2 separate regions of the Mus musculus genome follow, and region 1 is linked to region 2. A link is a loop called in an ENCODE intact Hi-C map of the cell type or tissue named here. Cell type or tissue: gastrocnemius. All regions are shown on one strand. Region 1 overlaps Pik3cb (phosphatidylinositol-4,5-bisphosphate 3-kinase catalytic subunit beta). Region 2 has its middle 18 kb from the start of Esyt3.

Region 1 (2,500 bases), 310 kb after region 2:
TTCATTTGTTAATTTTGTTTCCATTTATAAAAGCTTGAGTGCCAAGCATGTGCAGTCTCTTGTAATCTAAGTGCAAACATAGTTATTAACTGGAAATTTTACAAATATCAGGATAAAAATGTAAATTTTTATTTTTTCCAACAGATCATTGAGAAGGCAGCTGAGCTTGCCAGCGGAGACAGTGCTAATGTGTCAGTAAGTACCAAGCTCCATCTGGTTCTCACTGCAGAGCTCTGTGATAGGAGGGGCCTTCACCTCATCTGTTGTAAGGAATGTGTGAGAGATGTAACGGGGAAGCAGTCTGTGAGTGTGGATAAGTGTGCGCATCCCAGTGCTGCCTAAATGTGGCTCTGTTGGTGGCTTGTATGACTTGAATGGGAAGCCCGTTTCTGCATAAATTCAGGGATGGCCCACGGTAGTTGCTAGTGCACACCACAGAATTCCAATGCTATCTTAGTGTCAGCTAGCTAAGGAGGCTGTGTTCTTTCAAGTAGCAAAGAGGAAGAGGGAGGGCAGAAGGAGGGGATGGATGGTTGGTCCTTTTGGACTTGGAGAACAAGAAGACACGAGGTAGGCTGGAGGCTGTTAGAGTGGCGGATCTGCCACTGATGATTTCCAACTTAGAAGAGTTGGTGAAATTAGGATTCTAGGTTCTGTGCCCAGCGATTGTGCTATCTGTTGATTCTAAACTAAGGTTGCTGGTGTTTTCCTTCTTGTGACAATACAGCTGAGCATGAGGAAAAGGTAACTGGCTTTCGAGAGTACGCCTCAGCTAACTGCTAAGTGGGATTGACAGCAGCCAGCCTCGGGAAGGAGAGAGCGAATTCAAAGCTCTAGAAAGACAGAGCCAGCTTCGGCAGGACGGGCTTTGGCAAAAGGCAGACATGTAGTCTCATGTACTGAGCTGGGAACAGACTGAGACCTCTGCCAGCGATAGTGTGTGTTGTTTTTTGATATTATATGCTACACATCTTCATATTCCTTATATGTTTGGGCTATCTTGGGGTAGGGAACTGAGGGTTGGTAGAAATCAGGAGATGGTGAGTTGGCTCAGGAGCGATAGTGTGTGTTGGTTTTGATATTATATGCTACGCATCTTCATATTCGTTATATGTTTGGGCTATCTTGGGGTAGGGAGCTGAGGGTTGGTAGAAATCAGGAGATGGTGAGTTGGCTCAGGAGATAAAAGTGCTTGCCACCTGGCATGACTTTAATCCCAGCACTTGGGAGGCAGAGGCTCACTAGCCTGATCTACAGAGCAAGTTAAAGAAAAAATTTAACTCAAACAATAACTTTATAAGCTATTTAAATGGTACAATATATTTAACCTAAAAGCAATAGTGCCATCTAGTGTTTGCACTTGGATTTTATACATAACTCATAACCTATTAACACAGAACAATGCAGACTTCTTAAAAGGAGCCACGTTAGTGAACCTAGTACAGAATTTCAGTTGGTAAAGCTCACAATTATAAAGTCATTGTATATAAATTTGCTGAACGGTTGCACAGTTAAATTCCATAATGGCCATTTTACTTTCTTAAAGAGTCGTGGTGGAAAAAAATTTCTTGCTGTGCTGAAAGAAATCTTGGACAGGGACCCCCTGTCTCAGCTGTGTGAGAACGAAATGGACCTTATTTGGACTCTACGGCAAGACTGCCGAGAAAATTTCCCTCAGTCACTGCCAAAACTACTCTTGTCAATCAAGTGGAATAAACTTGAAGATGTTGCTCAGGTGACAGAAAATTCCTTGTCCCTCCCTCTCCCATCTCTTCCTTCTCTCCCTCCACTTTCTTTCCCCCAAATAACAAGTGTGTGTGTGTGTGTGTGTGTGTGTGTGTGTGTGTGTGACTCTGATTTTGTGTAAAATGTCTTTCCGCAGAAGTATTTCCATTTGTTGGATGTTTTGTTTTGTTACTATGTAACCTTAGCCTCTCTCAAATGTCCAGTCCTCCTGTCTCAGCCTTTAAGGGCTCCACATCTCACAGAGCCATGGCAGAGTTCCTCTTCTGAAGACCTGGGTGTGGCCACAGCTATGTCTTCACATGCAGCTCCAGCTCTTGCCCAGGGAGTCTTGTCGTCTAATGTCCTGTAGCATTTATAACAGGATTTATTAGCCATAAACAGAATGTAGGCACTGTTCAGTTCTCGTGGACCACTCACTTTTATTTCTGATCTGAGGAGCTCGAGCTGTTCTGGCTAATAAAAAGTCTGTAAAGTAATAGATTTCTTTAAACATTCATCTAAAGGCAGATGGGCTTGGTGGTGTGTGTACCTTAAATCTCAGCACTCAGAGGCAGAGACAGGCTGATCTCTGAGTTCTAGACTAACCTAGTGTACAGACAGAGTTCCAGGACAGCCACAGCTACACAGAGAAACTCTGCCTCAGACAAACACATACATACATACTATACATACGTACATACATACATACATACATACATACATACTTTGTAGTTTTAAAATGAGTTATTGACTTTCTTAGTATATATGTCTTTAC
Region 2 (2,500 bases):
GGGCAGAGCTTAGACAAAATGCTAACAGTGGTGGTACACACTTTTTCGAGGCAGGGTTTCTCTGTGTAGCCCTGGCTATCCTAGAACTAGGTCTACAGACCAGGCTAGCCTCAAATTCACAGCGATCCACCTGCCTCTGCCTCCTGAGTGCTGGGATTAAAGGCACGCTCCACCATTGCCTGGGGGTGGTGCACACTTTTAATCCTAGTACTGGGGAAGCAGAGGTAGGTGGATCTCTGTGAGTACTAGACCAGGCTGGTCTTTGCAGTAAGTTCCAGGCAAGCCGGGGCTATACATAAGATCCTGTCTCAAAAAGTAAAATAAACAAAATAAAATAAGCCCAGTAAAATCTAGGTTTCAGCCTAAAATCTTCTACCCCCAAAATTCTATTCTCTCCTAGGAAATAGAAATGAGAGGTTGGTAAAGATGATCTTTGCATCTGTAAGCCAAAGTGTGTCAAGGTCCTAGGTGAATCACAGTTAGGGTATGGTTAAATAACAAAATACTACATCAGCATAACAAAGGCTGGTGCTGCCAGTGTGCCTATAGCCTTAAAAAAATCTTCATTTCCTGAAACCTCCCAGCTCTGGAGGTTACAACCTCTTTTGAAAGACCTGGGCACCCCTAGATGTCACAGGCCTGTTGGCGAAGATAGACTGGGGACTCTGACTCCATCACTTGCTAACCCCCTAGGTAGTATATGCTCACTACTATCTCTCTGTACTGATGACTTTATGGGCCAGGGGTCTTTTCCTCTGATGCTGGAATCATATGACTACTCACCGCTAGGGCTAATGTGGGGATCAAACGGCCTAATGCGTTCTAAGACCCTAGCAAAGTATCCTGACCACGTGCCGACGAAGCTTCTCCGCATGCAGTATTTGTTATTTCTACGATCACGATCATTATTAGTATCTCTACTTGACAGTCTTTCTGGCCGCTTAAGGAAGCCTGGCAAGCTGGGACAGTGCCTGTACTGACCACCAGAGGGCGCCATTGTAGAGCGAAAAAAAAACCCAAAATCCAAAAAACAAACAAACAAACCATGCCCTTTCTCCTTTCTGTGGGATTTCCTAACCTTCTAAACTTCAGGTACCAGAGAAATATACATTTTGAGTTCAAGTCCACCGTTTTCATGTGTCAAATGTTTGTCAAAACTCCAGACCAAATTCTCATCTAGACAACTGCTCGATCAGCCTTCTGGAGCTAAACTTAGCCACCCCAGGGTAGCCTGGCACTTCTGGACACTTTGTGCCTAATCAGCTTCAGTCCCTCACAGTTGACTTCATGTGCCTTCTGGAGACTTTTCATACAGTTCTACATTCTACATATGGAGAGAGCGTCTTCCTTGAATCCAGCCAGCTTCTTCAGTTAGAAAATCATCCACGGCCCGGTAGTGGTGGCGCACACCTAGCACTTGAGAGGCAGAGGCAGGCGGATTTCTCAGTTCGAGGCCAGCCTGGTCTACAGAGTGAGTTCCAGGACAGCCAAGAGTACACAGAGAAACCCTGTCTCGAAAAACCAAAATATATATATATATATATATATGTGTGTGTGTGTGTGTGTGTGTGTGTGTGTGTGTGAAAAACCCAATATATATATATATGTGTGTGTGTGTGTGTGTGTGTGTGTGTATAAAAGAAAGAAAGAAAGAAAGGAAGGAAGGAAGAAAGAAAATCATCCACAGCTCCAATTTCCCCTGACCTCCCGCTTTCCTGCACACTCTAAATCCACTATCCAAGAGTGTTTGGTGAGGGCCACTTCTGTGGATGGAGCTTCAGAGACAGCTTCCTAAGTCCATGTCTGGGTCAGTAGCCTTCGAAGTGTAGTCCTGGTACAAAGGGCACATTCTTGGGGACTTGTAAAACATGGACATTCTCCAGGCCCACTGCGTCTCAGTCTCTGGGGCGAGGCTGGAAGGCTAGGTGGGGAGAACTCGTGGGGTAGCATGGGGTCGTTGAGGATGTCCTGGCTTGCATACCTCCCCACTTTGGGAGCGGCAGGATCCCTCCCACAGACAGGTGAAGCTGCTCTTGTATTGCTTCAACCGTCCAACTTATATTCCAACCCCCCCTCCCATGTTGGTATGGAACACTGTTGTGGCTTTAGCCTTCATCCTTGATGAAAAGATGTCATGTTTTGTTATCGTTGCTTAGCGAAGAGCCCTGACTTATGACAGCCCACTATCAGATAATGTGATTCTGCTGTGATACTGTCTCCTTCAAGGCTGGTAGATGTTGCCCTGGGACCCAGAAGGGAGGGGAGAGAAGGCAGGCAGTATTTTCTTTGCCCTGTGAAGCCAGCCCTGTATAACAGCAAGCGAAAGGAGAAGGTGATGCTCTGGGAAGGAGAGGCGCAGACCTACTTCCTAGGAAGCTCACCATCAAATCTCCAGGTAGGCTCCTGCGGGAAGTGTGAAGGGTTCCACTCCCCACGCTCATCCCCAAGAAAGGTTTTACAGTGCTCAGAATTGTCCGTCAAATGCAGGCAGCACACGTAC

Evidence for each region. Peaks named below come from ENCODE experiments on the same cell type or tissue, not always from the same donor. Only the 100,000 strongest peaks of a DNase experiment are listed, where the experiment ranks them.
Region 1: it touches region 2 in a loop (11-fold over the local background); 29 of 42 quality-filtered maps call a loop at or near these places.

What each region holds. Positions count from the first base shown.
Region 1 is chr9:99,063,255-99,065,754 of GRCm38, reverse strand. Pik3cb (phosphatidylinositol-4,5-bisphosphate 3-kinase catalytic subunit beta) reads left to right here. Exons shown (of 24, transcript NM_029094.3): 12 at 145-195; 13 at 1,547-1,735. Among named protein-coding and RNA genes, the nearest start is that of Gm1123, 29 kb to the right of the region's middle. In gastrocnemius, a CTCF peak has its summit at 1,341 (motif pointing left); no DNase peak of the experiment used is centred here.
Region 2 is chr9:99,375,249-99,377,748 of GRCm38, reverse strand. No RefSeq gene overlaps it. Among named protein-coding and RNA genes, the nearest start is that of Esyt3, 18 kb to the right of the region's middle. In gastrocnemius, no CTCF peak of the experiment used is centred here; a DNase peak (open chromatin) is centred at 961; H3K4me3 peaks cover 468 bases; H3K27ac peaks cover 355 bases.